Regions from separate parts of the Homo sapiens genome. Here region 1 is linked to region 2. Evidence: read pairs that join two places in POLR2A ChIA-PET (ENCODE). Cell type or tissue: GM12878. All regions are shown on one strand. Links, peaks and the distances in the headings refer to the core of each region. The heading gives the core; the rest is flanking DNA. Region 1 overlaps SLC4A5 (solute carrier family 4 member 5). Region 2 holds the start of TLX2 (T cell leukemia homeobox 2).

Region 1 (2,500 bases), core at 1-2,500, 220 kb after region 2:
TGAGGCCACCCACAGGGCCTGACTTGGTGTGGCCTGCTGTGGCCACTCAGAAGGAGCTGGGTCAACCTCAGCCACAGTGCAGTGGAAGCTGCAGAGCCTGGGACCCTCAGGCAGGGCCTGGTGTCCTCTGCTTCTGTTTTCTCAGCTTTAAAACGGGCATACTTGTGGCCACGTGTGATGGCTCACACCTGTAATCCCAACACTATGGGAGGCTGAGGCGGAAGGATTGTCTGAGCACAGGAGTTCAAAACCAGCCTTGCAAAACATAGCAAGACCCTGTCTCTAAAAATAAAATAATAAAATGGGCGTACTTGATCCTCGAGCCTCAGGTATGAAAATGTCACCAGTGGAGCCAGCCTCAATGGGGCAGTGTAGGGGGAGAATGTCAGATGTCTGTTCTCCCCCAGGCTCTGCTAACCTGTGTTGGGGCCTAGGGGGCCTATGGGGTAAACTGGGTCTTGGTTTTCTCATCCGTGAAATGAAGGGTTTGGACTTGACCATCACTAAGCTCCCTCCCAGCTCTAAGACTTAGTGAATTCAGGGTTTGTAACTCCCTGGAGCAGCCACCACTCAGTGACCTCCAATCAACCTTGGCACATTCTAAGTACTCAGTAAGCACTTGTTAAACCAAACCCAGGAGATTAGGAGTTTCTCAGAAGAGCAAAATAATTCCCCAGTGGAGTTTACCTCACACTCTGAAGTGACGAGCTTCCACTGTCCGTGGGCTCTCAGAAAACACCTGCCGAGTGGTGACACTTGGCACTTTGCCTGAGAGGTGGAGGAACAGGAAGTGTATCAGGAGTTTGGGTTTAAAGTTGGGGAGGAAAGAAACCAGCTACATAGCACATTATCGAGCACTGCTTGGTCAGTGTGAGACCCCACAGCAAACACTCCCCTCCAGCAACCCCACTCCACCTTTGGGGCTGTGTGGTGGAGAGGAAGGGCCCTGCTAGGTTCCTCTCCAGCCAGCTCACCTGCCACCAAGGCTCCTAAGGAGGCCCTGGGGAATCTCACAGCACATCCTACCCCTGCCTTTATAAAGGGGCCTGCAGAGAGGATCCTGGGCTCTCCTAGAGACCACAGGCACATAGGAAGCACTCATGGGGAAGGGGGTAAAGGGGCAGTTTTGCCAGTCCTCTCACAGGTCCTCAGCTGCCACCACCCCTGCTGCTGTGGAGACCCGGCTTCCTGCTTGAGGTTCTGCTGCAGCCACTGAGCCTTTCTCTCTCTAGTGCACCTGAGATTTCTCTCTCACCCTCTCACTTCTCTCTCTCTCTTGCTCACTTCTCTCTCTCTCTCTCTCTCTCTCTCTCACTTCTCTGTCTCTCTCTCTGTCTCTCTCTCTCTCAGATCTTTAATTAACTCAGTGTAGCTTTTCTCTCTCAAACACTTTTGCATAATCTTTCTCACACTTACACTTACCACACCTATATTCTCTCTACATATAGCCTCTCTCTCCACCTCCCCAGTCCTTCACACATTCCTTTTCTCTCTCTCTTTTTCTCCCCTCAAACCCCCCTTCTTCTCTCCCCACACCTCCCCTGGTGCTTAACTGGAAACAAAAGTGAGTTTGTTGTGTGAAGAAGAGGACCTGTGGAAGTAGCAGCCAGGGAGGCAGCAGCGGAAGCAGGCTGGGGCCAGAGGCAGCATCGACAGCCAGGGACCCCAGCGCTCAGCTGTTCCAGGGAGCAGGTAATGCCCCAGGCAGAACTGGTTTGCATCCTGCTCTCTGCCTGTCTCCTCTCTCCAGGACCTGTCCATTTATTTGCCTTCTTGTCTGGCCTTGAAGGGGAAAGGGGATTCCAGACTTAGGGAATGGCAGGCACAGGGGCCCAAGGAGTAGCATGCCCTCCTCTTCAGGGATGTGGTCTGCTGTGGCTGGGGTCGGGGTGGCTGGGTGAGGGACATGCTAGAACCTAGAAAGGCAGGTTAGGGCTATATTATGAGGGGTGGTTTGAGCCATGTCACTGACCCCTAGGCTTTAGGCAATAGAGAGACATTGAAAGTTTTTCAACTGGTGAATAACATAATCAAATCTACATTTTATTTTATTTTATATTTTATTTTCTTTTTCATGCCATCCTCCAAGGTACATCAAATCTACATTTTAAAAGAGTAGTTACTGATTTCTGATCCCAGGGAGAATTGGTATGGCCCCTCAGAATCAAGCAGTCACAGTTTTCTCAATTTTAAGAAAAAATAAGGTTATTTTCTCAATTGTTGGTTTTTTGTCTATAAAATTTCTTTAAACATTTGGTGTCTGCTAGCAAGCGCCAGCAATCAATAAGACAATGGAAAGGATGTAAGTTAAAAGTAATAGGCTGGGTCCAGTGGCTCATACCTTTAATCCTGGCACTTTAGGAGGCTGAAGCAGGTGGATTTCTTGAGCTCAGGAGTTCGAGACCAGCCTGGGCAACATGGTGAAACCTCGTCTCTACAGAAAATACAAAAATTAGCCAGGCATGGTGACATGAGCTAGTACTCCCAGCTGCTCTGGAGG
Region 2 (7,861 bases), core at 3,534-6,033:
GTTCTGGAACCACGTTTTGACCTGTGCGTCGGTCATGCGCAAGGCCTTGGCCAGCGCCGCCCTCTCCGCAGAGGCCAGGTACTTCTGGCGCAGGAAGCGCCGCTCCAACTCCAGCACCTGTGAGCGGGAGAAGGACGTGCGCGGCTTCTTCCGCTTCGGAGGGGTCCGGTTTTGGTAGGGGTGGCCTATGCGGCGCGTCCCAGAGAAGGGCGAGAGCGCAGCTACCGGGAGGAAGAAAGACCAGGGCAGGATTTGCAGGGTGGCCCGAGGTGCCACTGAGAAGGCCGCGCGGCTGTCCAGGCCGCAGAACTCCCGCGCCCTGTCCTTACCCGGGCCCTAAGCATCAGCCGAGCCCTATAGCCAAGAAAGGCCCTTCCCCTGGGATGCGAGGGAGACGTCCCCTGTAACTTCACCCTCCCCTCCCCACGCGTGGACAGTGGGACTACAGAGGAGGGCGCGGGCACCGACGGCAGCTCCCTCCCCATCACCTCTCGGAGGCAGGACCCAGAGATTTGAGTTGGGGGAGGATCCCCTGGGAGGATCTAGTGGGAGGTGTGAAAGGGGTCCTTGAGTTGGAGCAGAAAGCTAAGAAATGAGGAGACGGGGTCAGAGTCGGGCGTGACGCTGGAGGGGTCAGACAACCTCACCCGTGAGCCGGTCCTTGGCAAAGCGGCGGCCGCTGTCCATCCAGGGGAAGGTGAGTCCCGCTAGGCCTCCGGCGCCGCCCAAACCCGAGGGCCCAGGCACTGCAGGCGCCCCCCCAGCGGGCGGCGGCACAGGCAGCGGGCGGTGCGCAGGGACGCGGATCACGCCGCCTGGGCCCACTCCGGAGCTGCCGGGCAGCGGGGCAAGTGAGCCGGCGGGACCGTAGCCCGAGGCTCCGTGGTATCCACCCGAGAACGCCCCATTCTCCCCATGACCCTGGCCCCCGCGACCCAGGCCTAGACCGCCCCCTGGGGTTTCGGGGCCGCTCAGGATCTGATCGATGCCGAAGCTGATTGGCTCGTGGTGTGGGAGGTTGTGTGGACCCAGCATCCCCGGCTCCATCGGTCTGGGCCGAGGAGAACCGCCGGAGGTTCGGTGGTTGGGGAGGATGCCTCAGGCAGCGCCAGAAGCCCAGCGGCGGCGCGCTCCGGAGAGTGGCCTCAGGGGCCCGCGGGGCTGGCCAAGGCAGGGCGCCGGGGTCCCCGAAACAGCAGCATCCCTGTGCACCCGGAGCAGCCGCGCCCGTGCCAGCCGCTGCCGGGCGTCAGCGCAGGGACTTGCATCCCGGGGGAGCACGGCCAGCTGGGGCCCCTGGAGCTTCCTTGCTGGCTCTTAAGCGCAAATAGACGCTGGGCTGCCGGCGCCGCTGCCCAAGTCCCGGGTGGAGAGGGTTGGCCAGCTCCGGCTGGGGCAGTGACTGACGGATCGGCCCGGGTGGGTAGTGGGGGCTGGGGGTAGGGCAGGGGCGGGGCCCAGCAGTTAAAGGGGAAGGGACGCCTGTTTGCGCCAAGCGCAGGGGGAAGGCTGGCTGGCGGAGATGTGCGGGGAGGGGGACAGGGGGCCAGGGTGTTAGGAGCCAGGCTCAGCGCGGGAGGGGCCCGAGCATGGGCCGCTGAGTCAGCGGAGATGCTCACCGCGCCTCCATCCTTGCTGGCCTCCGCCTTTGGGCGGCCTCCGCCTTTGGGCTGCCTCCGCCTCACCGGCTTCCTCCGCAGGTGCCTCCTCCCCCAGCCCCCACTCTTCGCCTCTCGATGGATCCTTCTGGCCAACTCCCGGATTCGTTGTGGTCCCCGCCTAAATGCTCTCGAAGACCAAATCTCGTTGTGGTTTCCCGGCTGCGTAAGAAGCGGCTGGGGAACGGCGCCCGGTGAGCTGCAGGCCCAGGAAGAGAACAGGTGTGGGAAGGGGACGGCAGGGGCTAAGGGCGGGGAACGGCCGCTTTGGGCTGGCGATCGTGGTGCGCCTTCTGGCCTCTCCTGTAGGTCCCCCCAGCCCTGTTCATGCGCACCGGTAATTGGTGTCCTGTGTTTCCTAGAATTTCGATTTTCCAAAATCCGTGTAAAACGGACCATGGCTCAACCCGGGCCAAATCAGGCCGGCGGGTTCTTGGGGCTGGCACTTACCCCCGGACCCCAAGTGCAGGGAGTCCTCAATGCAGGACTCTGCCCCTCCATTCTGTGCCTAGGAAGTCTGTTCTCACACTCTTCCTCCTCAACGGCGGGAGGGCGAAATCTCGCCACGGGGGACACGTGGGACCTCACTGAGGCCTTGGTTGGATCCTGGCCGCCTTGTTTCCCATAAACATTTTACCCCACCCAAACTCAAAAAATGGCCTGGAGCTGTCAGAGAAGGGAGGTGGGGAAAGACCTAAGCCGCTTGGTGACCTTGTGACCTCTGGCCATGAATCCAGGAGCCGGGAGTGCGTGAACTCTGCGTCCTTCCCGGGGATGGGACCCCCGCGGGCGGGCCCCTGAGCCTTAGACCCGCCCCCGCCGCCGCCCTGCCCGGTGCAGGCCGCGGTAATCGGGTTAGCTGGGCCGGAATTACATTACCTTCCCCGGCCCGCCCCGGCCCCCGGGGGGGCCCTGGCGCCTCTGAGCCGGTGAGACTGGGCTCAGAGAGGGGGGCGCTTCTACCATCCTGCGGTGGCGGTGGCGGGTGGGCACCAACGAGCAGCTCAGCCTACCTCTGACACGTGGTGGCCAAAGGACCTTACCCTGCTGTGCCAGCCCTCTACCCTCGTCCCGAGCCCACCCCGCTGTTCAGCTCCATCCTGCTGGTTCCCGTGTGAACCGAAATGCTTTGTAAGTCTACTAGCTGGATCTCCCTGGGAGCACTGATCTTCAAACTGATTCTCCAGGATCCCCTGGGAAAGACTCTGCCCCCTCCTTTCTCCCCAGCAGATGGGCTGGCAGCCTGGCGCCTGGGGCAGGGTGAAGGGGTCTTTTCTCCCCTGGGAACCAGGAATGATATTTGGGCATCTGGGCAGAAAGATAAAGAAGAGAAAGAAGGGTGAGCTCTGTCCACCAGCCCTTCAGTGTTCTCTGAAGCCTTATATCTAGAGGAGGTGAACCATAAATGGGACAGAGGGCAGTGGGAGGAATAGTGGGCATTAATATGTGTCAACCTGCCAGGCGCGGTGGCTCACGCCTGTAATACCAGCACTTTGGGAGGCCGAGGCGGGTGGATCACGAGGTCAGGAGATTGAGACCATCCTGGCTAACACGGTGAAACCCATCTCTACTAAAAATACAAAAATTAGCTGGGCGTGGTGGCGGGTGCCTGTAGTCCCAGCTACTTGGGAGGCTGAGGCAGGAGAATGGCATGAACCCGGGAGGTGGAGCTTGCAGTGAGCCGAGATCGCGCCACTGCACTCCAGCCTGGGCAACACAGCAAGACTCTGTCTGAAAAAAAAAAAAAAGTGTCAACCTCCCCCACCTTGACCACTCTACTATCCAATTTGTCCAGCCCCTCCTCAGCCCTGCTAACAGCCCGTTCTGAAAGAGGGTGGGGGCTCCTACCAATTTAGCAGATGTATTTTCATCTTGATGGAGAAGACAGACATTATCACCTCCCGTCTCTTTACAGAAACCCATGCACTTTTCTCAGCAGTAGAGAGGGCTACAAGGAAGCATGAACCTGTTTAGTCCAAATCTTCAGGCCGGGAGCAGTGGCTCATGCCTGTAATCCCACCACTTTGGAATGCCAAGAGGGGACGGATCACCTGATGTCAGGAGTTCAAGACCAGCCTGGCCAACATGGTGAAACCCCGTCTCTATTAAAAATACAAAAAAATTAGCTGGGCATGTTGGCAGGTGCCTGTAATCTCAGCTACTGGGGAGGCTGAGGCAGGAGAATCACTTGAACCAGGGAGGCAGAGGTTTCAGTGAGCGGAGATCACCACTGCATTCCAGTCTGGGGAAACAGAGCAAGACTCCATCTCAAAAAAAACAAACAAACAAACAACAACAAAAAAAACTTCCTTGGTACCAAGGGCTGGATTCCTCCAGATGGGAGCAGGAAACCTAGGGAGACAGCAAAGAAATATAATCTCTGAAGAGGGCTGGTGTGCAGGTTAGGAGTTTGCTAGTCCCATTCTCTGCTCTGAAGGTTGAGTCTGGGGGCAGGGGGGCAGGGTAACCAGTGTGTCTCCAGCCAACCTAAATAAATCCTCCTTGAATGAATCAGTGAGTGAATCAACAAATGAAAAAAAGGCAACATCATGCAGACCCGTACACCCCTGCCGTTTGAGTTCAGCACAGATGGTACTGCCACCCAGGGACTGTCCAACTAATCCTTTAAGGAGAATGGTCACAAACTCAGTAGTTCATACAAGTGTTCTGGAGAGTTTTTAAAATATTTTAGTGCCCCACTTCAAGAACAGATGGCATCCAGTTACGTCACCCAGACCACAGTCCTAGGACTTTCTCTTTTTTTAAGAGACAGAGTCTCGCTATGATGCCCAGGCTGGCTGGCTGGCCTCAAACTCCTGGGCTCAGACAATCCTCCCACTTTGACCCCCTGAGTATCTAGAGTTACAGGTGTGCACCACCACCCCAACCTGGCTTGAAATGTCCTTTCTTGCCTCCTTGTCTCTGATTCACGGGGAAAGGATGGTTCCTGCTGGTTTATATTCAAGATTGGCTAGGCGCGGTGGCTCATGCCTGTAATCCTAGCACTTTGGGAGGCCTAGGTGGGTGGATCACGAGGTCAGCAGATTGAGACCATCCTGGCTGACACGGTGAAACCCCGTGTCTACTAAAACTACAAAAAATTAGCCGGGCTTGGTGGCGGGCACCCGTAGTCCCAGCTACTCGGGATGCTGAGGCAGGAGAATGGCGTGAACCCGGGAGGCGGAGCTGGCAGTGAGCCGAGATCGCGCCACTGCACTCTAGCCTGGGTGACAAAGCGAGACTCCATCTCAAAAAAAAAAAAAAAAAAAAAAGACGAAGATAGAGGTGCTGGAATGAGTGCCCCCTCATACACACTGCTTTGGATCTGTCTCACCATGTCCTGTGTGTCCGTGGCTCTCATCAACTTAGTCTTTCCTACCCCTCAGCTGTCTCAGATCTTTATCATCTGGACAAAATCTTTGCCTGAGTCTTCAAGAGAGATCATGCTTTTCCTTTCCTTTTTACTTCATGCCTACTGCCTCCATTTCATCATGATTTATTCTTGTTTTAACTCAGTGCAAGCTGCCTTCATTATAGTAACCCTTTCTCAGAGAGCTCCAGTGTTCAGTATCCCTCCTCCAGGACTTCCCTGGCATGTTTTACTTTGTTGGTCATCAATTATTTTTTGAAGTGTCCCTTCTTTTTGCTTCTGTAATATCTTATTCCACATCTTTGGACTTTCGTAGTCACTGCTTATGTTTTTCCTCCACTGATTTTCCTTCTTCCACTGAAGACTGTGAGGATTCTTCAGAGCTCAGACTTAAGCTTTCTTTTTTCTTTTCTTTTTTTTTTTTTTTTAAGACATGGGATCTCACTCTGTCGCTCAGGCTGGAGTGCAGTAGCATTATCACGGTTCACTGCTGCCTCAACCTCCCAGGCTCGAGCAATCTTCCTAACTCAGCCTCCCAAGTAGCTGGGACTACAGGTATGCGCCACCATGCCAGGCTAATTTTTGTACTTTTTGTAGTGACGGAGTCCCACCATGTTGCCCAGGCTGGTCTCCAACTCCTGGGCTCAAGTATCCACCTGCCTCAGCCTCCCAAAGTGCTGGAATTACAGGCATTAGCCACTGCACCAGGCCTTAAGCTTTCTTTATCTCTTCATCTGCTCAAGTTTCACCCATTCCAAAAGTCCCAACTCTCATATCCAGCCAGATAACTCTGAGACCTCCATCCCTTGTTCTGACACTCCAGCCCCACCGCTCACTCTCCTAGCCTTCTGACAAGCTCCCCCTGCTTCCCTGCAGCCACCTTAAGTCCAGCAGGCTGGAGGACATGCTTCCCTCCAAAGCTCTTCATTCACCCTCTTACCCAGGCCTACCAAGCCAGGTTCCTGGCTACTTCCTCCTATTATACTTTCCTTTGAACTGTTTCAGATACAGCCCTTCCTTTCCATTGCCATTGCTAAAACCCTAATCGAGGCTGTCATCACCACCACTTGGATTCATTCATGTATTCATCCAGAAAAGTTTTATTGAACACCAACTATGCACCTGGCACTGGAGCTATATCTGTGAACACAACAGAGGAAAAAAAATCCTTGCCACTGAGAAGCTTATAGTCTAGTGGAAAAGGCAGATGAAAAACTAGGAAATATGTTTTCTAGAAAATATTTTCTGAAAATAACTAGAAAATATAATATATATTAGAAATGTATATTAAATAATAATAAATGATAGAATGCTAATAAGTGCTAACCAGAAAAAAAAGAGCAAGGAAGTGAAAGGGTGGGTGAGTTGTTATTCATCTAGAGTGATTACAGCAGCCTCATGAGTAAAGACCTGAAAGAAGGAGGGAGCCATTTTGGATACCTAAGCATTTCAAGTTGGGGACACAGTGGAAGGATATCCTGGTGTATCTGAAGAGACTATGCAGGCCCTTGCACACCACTCTGAGACTTTGACTTTCATTCTGATTGAAAAGGGAAGCTCTCAACAGGTTTTAAACGTAAAAAAGGAACAACCTAATTTTTCAACTTTATTTTTAATAGCTTTCTTGAAGTATAATGGACATATAAACTGCAAATATTTGAAGTGTACAATTTGATAAGTTTTGACATATGTATATACCCATGATACCATCATCACCATAAAAATAATAAACATATCCACATCTCAAAAATTGTCCTTTGTCCTTTGTGTTTCATGTTTTATCAGAATCACTAGCTCTGAGAAACAGCACTCAACTGTGATGTTGAGAACAGGCGAAGGGGGACTCAAGGAAAACAGTCAAGAGGCCACTACAGAGGACAGATGATAGTGGCTCGGACCAGGGAAGTAGGTAAACAGGGGCTGTAACGAATAATTGATTAATCACTAATCTCATAACTTCTTGCTGCATATTCACTTCAATTCACTCTGAAGAGAAATGAACAAAAATGTCGCTTTCACAGGATAACCTCCCTTCAAAAAAGTCCGCTAGCTCCCAATTGCCCTCAGGCTAAAAATCGCAACTCTTTATGGCCCTGCTTTTTCTATTACCACTCTCAAATCTACATCTTGACCTTCCTGTCCTCTGGTCATTCCCCTCCACGTCCTTTCTATTTCACCACACTTCCACCCCCTCCCCCAAGTCTAAATTGTGCCCAAAGTCCCACTTTCTCCAGAAAGCCTTTTTTGAGGTCTCCATTGGAATCTCTCCCTTCTCGTATCTCCAGTTGCATTTGATGTTAATACCTCATAGCAAATTTATCCCTTTTTAAGTACCCAGAGCCGGCGGTGTAGAGCTCTCGAGCGAGCACCCCGCGTAGTCCCCAAGTGCGGGACTGGGCCTATGCTACTACAGGCGCTCGCTGCCTAAGCCTGTCTGTGTGTGGCAGTGTCCTAGTCGTCCTCCCCTCCTCCTTCGGCATCTGCTCTGCATTAGTCTGTCCCAGGCCTCCGCAGGCGCCGATGATTAAATCATCATCATTAACCAGGGCCTGCCCCCCCCATCCCCGGCAGCAGGGGGGAGAATGGGGGAATAAGATCACTACCAAGTCCCTGGGGGTCTCTCACTCCCCATCCCCCGGCACCCTCTCCGAGACTCTGCAAAGCCCAAGAAACTCCCTCCGTGAAGCCGGGAGAAGACCCGCCATCTGGACGAAGCTCCGCTACGCGGACGCCGACAGGGCGGCATTACGAGGAGAGGACCCAGGAGGGGCTTCTTCAGCAGGGTCGTCGTCACAGAAGACCGACGACCCTGAGCGGGTAGCGGGCACAGACT

What was found. Peaks named below come from ENCODE experiments on the same cell type or tissue, not always from the same donor. Only the 100,000 strongest peaks of a DNase experiment are listed, where the experiment ranks them.
Region 1: POLR2A ChIA-PET joins it to region 2 with 5 read pairs; 2 of 35 experiments call an interaction of 5 or more read pairs at or near these places.

What each region holds. Positions count from the first base shown.
Region 1 is chr2:74,289,436-74,291,935 of GRCh38, reverse strand. The region is part of intron 7 of SLC4A5 (solute carrier family 4 member 5); the gene reads left to right. Among named protein-coding and RNA genes, the nearest start is that of SLC4A5, 53 kb to the left of the region's middle. RefSeq lists enhancers at 1,354-1,413, 1,158-1,658, 1,659-2,159. In GM12878, for the core only: no CTCF peak of the experiment used is centred there; DNase peaks (open chromatin) are centred at 715 and 1,275; H3K4me3 peaks cover 910 bases; H3K27ac peaks cover 1,653 bases.
Region 2 is chr2:74,507,993-74,515,853 of GRCh38, reverse strand. It overlaps TLX2 (T cell leukemia homeobox 2), which reads right to left and starts at 1,404. Exons shown (of 3, transcript NM_016170.5): 1 at 648-1,404; 2 at 1-221. The coding sequence starts at 1,047. RefSeq lists enhancers at 1-168, 2,418-3,086, 7,350-7,409 and silencers at 697-766, 1,347-1,446, 2,484-2,543. In GM12878, for the core only: no CTCF peak of the experiment used is centred there; no DNase peak of the experiment used is centred there.